Regions from separate parts of the Homo sapiens genome. Here all the other regions are linked to region 2. Evidence: chromatin contacts called from ENCODE Hi-C or POLR2A ChIA-PET data. All regions are on one chromosome and are shown on one strand. Each heading gives the region's core, a stretch centred on a gene start or an enhancer-like site at or near the end of the contact. The rest is flanking DNA. Distances are from core to core; before and after follow the strand shown. Region 1 overlaps MTMR3 (myotubularin related protein 3). Region 2 overlaps ASCC2 (activating signal cointegrator 1 complex subunit 2). Region 3 holds the start of MTMR3 (myotubularin related protein 3).

Region 1 (3,206 bases), core at 263-2,762, 110 kb before region 2:
TAAGTAGGAACAACACATATACAGCAAATACAAAAACAAGAGAAAAGTCAAAGCACTCAATCTCAAAAAGGCAGAAACGCAACGTAAATTAAGAAACTAATTTTTTTCTCTCAGTGCAATGAAACCAGGTCTGTATCACTGGGGGTTGGGGGAGTAGGGCAAATAATCTGTGTTCTCAAATTATACAAAAATCTCAAAAAAAGTAACATATTTCTTGTGGGCCAGGCACAGTAAGCCCAGGAGTTTGAGACTAGTCTGGGCAATACGGCAATACTCAGTCTCTACAAGAAATAAAAACTCAGCTGAGCATGGTGGAGGCTAAATTGGGAGGATGGCTTGGGCCTGGGAAGGTCGTGGGAGCCTGGAAGGTCGAGGCTGCAGTAGACTGTGCCACTGCACTCCAGCCTGGGCAACAGAGTGAGAATTTGTCTCAAAAAAAAAAAAAGAAAAGAAAAGAAAAGAAAAATTAACATATTTCTTAAATAAATAAAAGCACTCTTAACTTTTGGGAAGCACATTCTGGAGAAAACATGTATTAAATAAATGACAGCACTTTGGAAATTAACTTTTTATTCCTAAATATGCTTTAAAGAATACAGCAAATAGCTAAAAGCAATCCTTCATAATTTTACCATGTTTAGCACTTTTTACTGAGAAATAGAAAGTTCTACAATAATCAAAGTGGATCAATCTATCACTGTGGTATACACAGTCACTTAGTCTTATCTCTGAAAAATATTTTCAGATTATGTAAATGTTTTATCTCTGAGCTACCCTTCAACAAAATGAAAAAGACATATTCCTGCTATTTCCGCAAAGGGCCAACAATCAATTTGTGGTACTGATAAAAGATTAATTTGCCACCTAGAACAACGTATAGCCATGAAATTCAATTTAGAAACAGAGCTGCAATCACTCTAATCCACCAAAACAATCAACAGTTAACTATTTCAGAGTACTGAAGCAAATCCACTTTCATTCTATTTTTACTCCTAAAGTGTGCAATGCTAGTAAGGAAAGGGTCTGTTCCTCAAAACTGAAATGATTCTGGTCTTGCTTTGGTTTCTTCTGGTCTGTTCTAGCAGGAAGCAGTAGCTACAGTGTCTGACATGAACACGATACTTGTGCTTACTACTAAACTATGTATATTCCCTTAGCTCTAGAAAACTAATATGGCATTGAGCTTCTTGAGTTACCCTCAGTCACTATAAGGCTGTTCTCATCCAGGTCCGTAGAAGGAAAGCTTCCACCACGGTTACTCCCATTCTGAATCCTCAACTTGTTTCCCACCCCCAGGTTTTACAAGGTTGTTAGGAAAAAAAATCTTACTTGCATCCGACTGTGGAAGTCCTTCCTACCTATATACCATTACTCTTAGGAGGTACAAGCAAGATCTCATCTAGATTTCTTGGCTGCCTTCTACCAATGTAATCATAGCACGAAGCTTTGAAATGTGAGATCCTGAGACAGGTCACTCCTTTCAAAGTGTCTATCATTACTCCTTGGTGAGTCAGCTGCTGGACTGCTGCCAGTGTGCTCTTTGTTGGCTTTATCATGAAACCATATTCCTGTAGAGCTGGAATGGTGGCCAAAACACTGCATTTCAGAAGACTCCTTCAAAGTGTGTATCAAAAAAAAAGATACAGATACACATCCAAGCAAGCCATTCACTTGTTTTAGTAAGAGAGGGAATGAATAATACAAAGGAGGTTAAGCAGTTTTGTTAAAAGATTCTCTTATGTGCAAGCATCCAAAAATATCCTGTAAAATCACTTGATAATTTTCTTTGAGTAGATTTTATGCAAATGGGTACATTTAAAATTTTTTATGCCCTTGAGGAAAGAAAACTCAACTTTTCTGTCTCAGGTAAGAACTCTGAAGTTAAGTAAAAGCTTGAGATACTCAAGGATTCTCTGACGGTCCATCAACTATCGGTGAAGGGGGAAAACATCTACTCTTTAGTAAGTAGCTTTAGTAATGGGTTTTAGAGGAACCCATCAATAAAAAAGTTTGTAATTTTTTTTTTTAAGACAGAGTCTTGCTCTGTCACCCAGCTGGAGTGCAGTGGTGCTATCTCGGCTCACTGCAAGCTCTGCCTCCCGGGTTCACACCATTCTCCTGCCTCAGCCTCCCAAGTAGCTGGGACTACAGGCGCCCACGACGACGCCCGGCTAATTTTTTGTATTTTTTTAGTAGGGACGGGGTTTCATTCTGTTAGCCAGGATGGTCTCGATCTCCTGACCTCGTGATCCACCCGCCTTGGCCTCCCAAAGTGCTGGGATTACAGGTGTGACCCATCACGCCTGGCCAAATTTTGTAATTTTTAGGATGTTTTTGGATTTTGTTTGTTTGAGACCGAGTCTCACTCTGTCACCTGGGCTGGAGTGCAGTGGCGCAATCTCAGCTCACTGCAACCTCCGTCTCCTGGTTTAAGCAATTCTCCTGCCTCGGCCTCCCGAGTAGCTGGGATTACAGATGCACGCCACCATGCCCGGCTAATTTTTGTGTTTTTAGTAGAGACGGGGTTTCACCATGTTGGCCAGGCTGGTCTCGAACTCCTGGCCTCAAGTGATCCATCTGCCTCTGTCTCCCAAAGTGCTGGGATACAGGCATGAGCCACCACACCAGCCAAATTTTTAATTTTTATAAGGTGAAACAATGTTCAGAATGGGGAAAGGGGGAGTAGATATAGGGCAACTCAAGTAGTTCCACAGTACAGGAATGAAAAAGCTCCTAGCTCTGAATAAAGTAATGGATAGTAATAATGCTTTCGGGGTATAAAAAGTGAGACAGGCCAGGCACGGTGGTTCATCCCTATAATCCCAGCACTTCGGGAGGCCGAGGGAGATGGAACACTTGAGGTCAGGAGTTGGAGACCAGCCTGGCCAACATGGTGAAACTCCGTCTCTATTAAAAATACAAAAAAAAAAAATTAGCCAGGTATGGTGGCACACGCCTGTAATCCCAGCTACTAGGGAGGCTGAGGCAGGAGAATTGCTTGAACCCGGGAGGAGATTGCAGTGAGCCAAGATCGCACCACTGCACTCCAGCCTGGGCAACAAAGCAAGACTCCGTCATAGATAGATAGATAGACAGATAGATAGATAGATAGATAGATAGATAGATAGATAGATAGATAGACAGACAGACAGACAGACAGACAGACAGACAGACAGACAGACGGATGGATGGATAAATGTGAGACA
Region 2 (3,438 bases), core at 554-3,053:
GGAAGTGGGGTGCAGATTGCATCAGCTGGCAGGGCCCCCTTAAATTGATCTCTGTGTCCCCCACCCAGAGAAATGAAACCAGACCCTACACCCCTGCTGACGTCTCGCCACAACGTCTTCCAGAATGACGAGTTTGATGTGTTCAGCAGGGACTCAGTAGACCTGAGCCGGGTGCACAAGGGCAAGAGGTGAGTGCAGTGGGCCATGGGGTTCCGATACCCCAACTCTGGAAGTGCAGAGAGGACACAGGGAAACCAAGGGCTCCATCTTCGCAGAATTGGCCATGGAGTATCAGCACAGGGATCCCTTCACAACCCTAGACCTGTGCACCCCCAGTGGTTAGGAGCAGGTTCTCTACTGATCAGGCTTCAGGTTCTGACTCTGTGCAGGGAGGCTGTTAGTGAATCCCCCCTGTTGATAGCAAAAGGCCAGAAGGGCCAAAACTATCCCCCTCTTCCCTTCTTCTTACATCTTTTAATGTGTTAACCATCAAATCACTGGTGGACAGTGCTTCCCAGAAACCACTCTTTGACCTGATTTTCCCCAGGCTGTGAGAAAATTAAGGACTTTGAATGAGCTTTTCAGAAGGTGAACATATTCCACTTTAAGGCCTTTCTATTTATTTTTAGTTTATGTCCTTCCTACTTTTTTGGCATTGAAAATTCCGTTCATGATTTATCCATTTATTCAACAAATATTTGTCTAATACTTACAGCATTCTAGGCTCTGGATTAATTAGGTTCTGGGGATATAGTGGGGAGTGAAACAGACACGGCCCCTGCCCACGTGGAGTTTGCATTAATCAACTCATCAAACAAGCAACATCAAATTGCAGGTATAACAAATACTACAAGCTGGAGGTGCACAGAATTCTGAGCCTTTGGTAGGGCTTCACCCCAGTCAAGAAGGCTCCTCTGAGAACATGACATGGGACCGAGAGCTAAAGGGTGAGGAGGGGTCACTTCTGCAAAGGAGGGAAGGAGAAGCTTCCCAAGCAGAGCAACAGGGACAGTGGTCCCGAGGCCATAGTGAGCACAGCAAAGGGTCCCATGAACCGACAAAGCCAGCATATTTTATGTTTTGAAAAGATCAGGGCTGGGTGCAGCGGCTCATGCCTAGTCCCAGCACTTTGGGAGGCCAAGGCAGGTGGATCACTTGAGTCCAGGAGTTCGAGACCAGCCTGGGCAACATAGCGAAACCCCATATATACAAAAAATACAAAAATTAGCCGGGTGTGCTGGCACACGCCTATAGTTCCAGCTACTCTGGAGGCTGAGGCAGTAAGATCACTTAAGCCCAGGAGGTCAAGGCTGCAATGAGCTGTGATCGTGCCACTGTACTCCAGCCTGGGTGACACAGTAAGAACCTGTCTCAAGAAAAAAAAATAAGAGAGTTCACCCAGCGTTGGAATGATGACCCATCAGAGGGACAGAGAGTTGGATGTCATGGTAAAGAGTACAACATCCAAGTAGAGAACAGCAAAATAAGATGTATTCTAGTCCCCCAAAGTTCTGCATGGAATCTAGAAATCAGGGGACTTCTTTACAAGTACAGGCTGCTCTTTCACCATCACGTGAATGGGGACCGTGAGGTTCAGAGAGGGAGGAGACCAGCCAGCCTTGTTCCTGTGGTAGGAGCCCCAGTGGCGGAAATGCCAGCTGCTTCTTCAGTTAGGGCCCTGTGCTGTTACCCCTCCCTAGGGCTGTCCACTGCTAAAAGCTTGGCTGGCTGAGGGCTTGGGGAACTGGCGCAGGGCAACTACAAAGCCGTCTGGCTGGCTGGACAGGAAGCACTTGCAAACTGCTTAGTCATACACATTGCAACACCCCCAGATCCCAGGCCAAAGATGTTATCCTGGATCAGTGGCCGCTATTCCAGGCCAGCATGGCCCTCTGTAGCTCCAGCGGTGGGCAAGGGGCAGACAAGGGGTCCTCCAGGCTGGCGAGAAGCCTGGCCCCCTGCTCCAATCCAGGAAGCCTGATTGGTAAGTTCCCCACAGAGATTAGCCATCTCTGGATATGGCCTTTCACCTTGATCTGTGGTTTTGTCCAGGGCCCATGGTATTGTAAAGTCTCATCTCACCCCACCTAGGTCATAAGTCACCTACGAGCATTTGCCAAGGGGCTGGTCCCAGCTGTCAGGGTCAGCAGAGTGGCTGGCATTGAGGTGGCCAGGTTTCTGGAACACTGTGCCCTTGTTCCTGGGGCCCTCTGGGCTGGCACGCAGAGAGACTCACTGTGCTGGGTAGCCCAGGGGCTGCAGATTGCAAAGAGGCAAAGCCTCCATTCATGTGTTCATTATTTATTCATTCAGCAAATATTTATTAAGAGATTTAGTAGCACCAGATCCTATGCTAGACACCAGGGAAACAGGGTGAGCTGGATACCCGGCCTTGCCCTCAAATGATCATAAGAAAGACCATTAAACAAGTAAGGACAGAGTGGGAGGTGCTGGGGTGGGGTACACAGGAACTTCGGCAGGGACACATGTCCTAATCCCATGAGAAATTAGGTAGGACGCTGCAGATGGTAGTGGAGTTAAAATGTGTTCGTTGTTGAATCAGATAGGCTGTACTCAGTGCTTAAGTAGTAAGGAAATCTGTTCCCTTGCATGACAAGGCGGTGTAAGGTAGGGCCGTCTAGGCTTGGTTGACCTATCATCCAGAATGTATCTTTCCAGTCTCTTGGGGCCTCACTTCGTGGTCAGGCTACTTCCTTTGAGGCTGCAGAGGGGCTGCAGCTGTTTCTACTATGGCTTCCAGACATGACAGTGCCAGGAGATAGTCCAGACCAGGTCTTCCTGTGTCTCTCCTAGAGCCTAGGATACCTTTCCCAGAAGTCTCCAATACCCCTCATATCTCATCAGGAAAACCAACTCACAGGGTGCAGGCCTGGAGCTCCAGGGTGAAACGGAAAGGTAGAAAGACCTAAAGAAAATGTAGGGTCTGTTTGGAGAATGGGTGAGGTGCAGCATGGCTGTTGTGGAGACATCAATACATGTGCTACAGGTATATCATAGCCAGTGAAGGAGTCAGTGGGCAAGAGGCAGGGTCCCCTAATCCCTTTGGACCATTCCATGGTGCCCTGGAAGACAACATGTGTTCTAAAAATATCTGTGCCGGCTGGGCGTGGTGGCTGTAATCCCTGCACTTTGGGAGGCCAAGGTGGGTGGATCACCTGAGGTCAGGAGTTCAAAACCAACCTGGCCAACATGGTGAAACCCCATCTCTACTAAAAATACAAAAAACTAGCTGGGCATGGTGGCAGGCATCTGTAATCTCAGTTACTCGGGAGGCTGAGGCAGGAGAATCATTTGAACCTGGGAGGTGGAGGTTGCAGTGAGCCAGGATCACACCATTGCACGCCATCCTGGGCAACAAGAGTGAAACCCTGTCTCAAAAAATAATAATAATTAAAATTTTATTTTAAGTGTCTGTGC
Region 3 (3,033 bases), core at 77-2,576, 84 kb before region 2:
GAAGACTTTCTGCATGCCATCAATGTCTCCTGTCCTACTGAACAGCCCTGAATCTGAAAGGGGAAGGTCCCCACCACCTCTCCATGGACAAATCACAAACATTTCACATTGAAAAAAATAATAATAATCTCCTGTAATTCAACCCAGGCCTCTTATGGCATTACCATTCACATATGAGAAAGTTGAACCTTAACTAGAAAAGTATATGGTTTTGGGGTTTTGTTTTGTTTTGTTTTGTTTGTTTGGGTTGTGGAAAAATAGATGTCAGAATCAAGATACTACAACAGTAAGAATTTAGGCCTGGGTCTGGAAAGGACATTTGAACATCAATATGTAATAGCAGTCCATGTCCAAAACTCACAAGTGAGATTATCAAATTCCAGGGGAGTCTATTAATGTGGCCAAAAAATCTACCCCATAATTTTGACATAAGTTTTCCAGTCCAAAATACAACCTACAGTATCATCTTATGGGTCCGGAAATGCCATACATCAAGCAAAATTACTACCGGAGAAATAACACTGTAATCATTTGCGGAGCAGTCTGACCAGGGTTCCCTCAGTTACGCCAACCGCCCCCAATCATCCTACCCACCTAAGTACTACCAGGTCAGGGGGATGCCCTGCTGCACGATCGGGCGGTCACTCCTCCTTTCCACAAGGCCCAGGCCCGCACCGTTCGCCCCGGGGCTCCCATGGCCCCTGACCTCCAGTATCCGGCAACGATGGACCGCCACAGACCCGGCAGGGGGCGAAGGGCGCACACCCACCTCCCGGGAGTTCGTGGGAATAACTCCGGGCGCTCCGAGGGTACGTCCCACACCCAGAGCCGCACGGGCCCATCCCCGCCAGGTCTGGGAAGGCAGCCCGAGCCCGGGACCCCGCCTCCCCCGCATCTAGGGTCCGGGCCGAGCTCGGCCGCCGAGCTCCCATTCCCACTCCCACACCCAGCGCCTCCCCCTGGCGGCGACAGCCGCCGGGGACGCCCCTCCCCGGGCCCCGCACGCAGTCCCCAGCCCTCCCAGGGCGCTGCCTCCTCAGAGGGTGACAGCCGCCTGGCCAGGGCCGGGGCCGAGGCCGGCCCCTCCTCCAGCTCTTCCTCACCCGCCGAGGAGACGGAGGACGGGGATGGGGTTCTTACCGGGCAGCAGGACATGGCGAGGCCCTCCACGGCACAGTCTCCCCCTCCGCCACCCCACCAGGCTCCCTGCCAGGGCCGGCGCTGGGCAGCGCCTGAGCCGCTGGGACGTCTCGTCCGGCTGCTACTCCGCCGCCGCCGCCGCCTTCTCACAACCACAACAACATGGCGGCAGCGGCCACACAGAGCGCGCTCCCGACGCCGAGCCGGGCGACGAGCGAGGACGCGCGCGCACGCTCGGGCGCTGAGCCCGGTGTCCGGGAAAGGGGGCGGGTCTCCGCCGGTTGGACGGGGGCGGGGCCTGGACAGGTGGTCACGCCCCAGGAGATGGGCGGGGCTGCAGCTGGGGAGAGGCTCGCGAAAAAGCCCAGCGGAGCAAGAATGGCTAGACAGATGGGAAATGGGTGGAGGAAAAGAGATGACAAAAAAAAATCTGGAAGAAAACCAAAGGTGGTCCTACAGATTTTTAGGAGGCGTCTTTTCCAAGCTCTGTAACCCTGGGCAAGACATGGCTCACTCTACTTACCAGAAAAATAGAACAATAGTGGTATCTTCCACCTGCAATTGTGGTCAGGATAAAACCAGTTTAATATAATGCAAGTAAATATAGTGTTTTAGAAGTTGTATTCAGAATACAATTTCTTTTCTTTTCTTTTCTTTTTTTTTTTTTTTTTTTTTTTTTTGAGACAGAGTCTGGCTCTGTCGCCCAGGCTGGAGTGCAGTGGCATCTCGGCTCACTGCAACCTCTGCCTCCCGGGCTCAAGCGATCCTCACACCTCAGCCTCCTGAGTAGCTGAGACTACAGACTCACAACATCATGCCCGGCTAAATTTTGTATTTTTTGTAGAGATGAGGTTTCTGCCATTTTGTCCAGGCTGATCTCAAACTCCTGGGCTGAAGCAATCCACCCACCTCGGCCTCCCAAAGCGCTGGGATTACAGGCATGAACCACCGCATCCGGTCCAGAATACAATTTCAAACTGATTCAACTTCAGCTCCTAATCAAAAGCTCAGCGGGAAGAAGTGAGTTTTCAAACAAAGTAAAAAACAACTCCCCCAAAAAATTGTAACCTACCCACACTAGCCTGCAGAATTCCACAAACCAGGATTGCATTACCGTAGGCCCTAACAGATTCACCTCCTCTGAGTTGCCTTTTAACATTCTACCCTTGACTTTTCTGGAAACTGGGAGAACTAGTCAAATGAAATCTATTCCTGCGTCTGTTGTAAAGTTTTTCCACAGCACTTTCTGAAATTTATTTTCAATGTTTACTGTCATTTTACTCCACTAAAATGTAAAAGCTACTTGAAGATAAGGATCTTGTCTTGTTCGTCACTGTTTCCCCAGCACCTAGAACTGTGCAGGTTAAGTAGTAGGCAGTCGAATTTCTTGATTAACTAACAGCTGGCTGGGCGCGGGGGCTCACGCCTGTAATCCCAGCACTTTGGGAGGCCAAGGTGAGTGGATCACCTGAACTCAGGTGTTCGATACCAGCCTGGCCAACTTGGTGAAACCCCGGATCTACTAAAAATACAAAAGTTAGCTGGGCATGGTGGCGGGCGCCTGTAATCCCAGCTACTTGGGAGGCTGAGGCAGGAGAATAACTTGAACCCGGGAGGCGGAGGTTGCAGTGAGCTGAGACTGCGCCACCGCACTCCAGCCTGGGCGACAGAGCAAGACTCCGTCTCAAAAAAACGAAACTAAACTAACAGCTAACATTTATTCATACAACTCATCTAATTGAATCTTCACAACTTTAATAGGTAGATGCCATTATCTCCATATTACAGATGAAGAAAGTGAAGCACAGAATAAATTGCGTGTATTAAAACAAAATTCAAACCCAGCAGACAAAAAAAAAAAAAAAATACTGTGCTGTCTTACCCACCAGGCTG

Evidence for each region. A loop is a pair of places that touch in the nucleus more often than their neighbours do. ChIA-PET counts read pairs that join two places held with the same protein, here RNA polymerase II (POLR2A). Pooled maps may share reads with other maps.
Region 1: a pooled map shows a loop between it and region 2 (2.5-fold over the local background). The contact joins two enhancer-like sites. A Hi-C loop is called at or near these places in 1 of 50 pooled maps. POLR2A ChIA-PET finds 5 or more read pairs at or near these places in 2 of 52 experiments (SK-N-SH and T-cell).
Region 3: a pooled map shows a loop between it and region 2 (3-fold over the local background). The contact joins the promoter of MTMR3 here to the enhancer-like site in region 2. A Hi-C loop is called at or near these places in 1 of 37 single-sample maps with no recorded cell type and 5 of 50 pooled maps. POLR2A ChIA-PET finds 5 or more read pairs at or near these places in 7 of 52 experiments (AG04450, BJ, HepG2 and 4 more).

What each region holds. Positions count from the first base shown.
Region 1 is chr22:29,906,222-29,909,427 of GRCh38, reverse strand. The region is part of intron 1 of MTMR3 (myotubularin related protein 3); the gene reads right to left. Among named protein-coding and RNA genes, the nearest start is that of MTMR3, 25 kb to the right of the region's middle. RefSeq lists enhancers at 1,711-2,210, 2,211-2,712. Within about 2 kb of position 1,512, at least 17 of the 41 ENCODE cell types and tissues checked have a DNase peak (open chromatin) inside an H3K27ac peak, as active enhancers do.
Region 2 is chr22:29,797,741-29,801,178 of GRCh38, reverse strand. It overlaps ASCC2 (activating signal cointegrator 1 complex subunit 2), which reads left to right. Exons shown (of 20, transcript NM_032204.5): 15 at 69-188. Among named protein-coding and RNA genes, the nearest start is that of UQCR10, 32 kb to the right of the region's middle. RefSeq lists enhancers at 1-597, 1,489-1,989, 1,990-2,490. Within about 2 kb of position 1,803, at least 31 of the 41 ENCODE cell types and tissues checked have a DNase peak (open chromatin) inside an H3K27ac peak, as active enhancers do; they include PC-9, where a contact is called at or near this core.
Region 3 is chr22:29,881,467-29,884,499 of GRCh38, reverse strand. It overlaps MTMR3 (myotubularin related protein 3), which reads right to left and starts at 1,326. Exons shown (of 20, transcript NM_021090.4): 1 at 1,141-1,326. RefSeq lists silencers at 784-1,283, 1,344-1,513 and an enhancer at 1,226-1,520.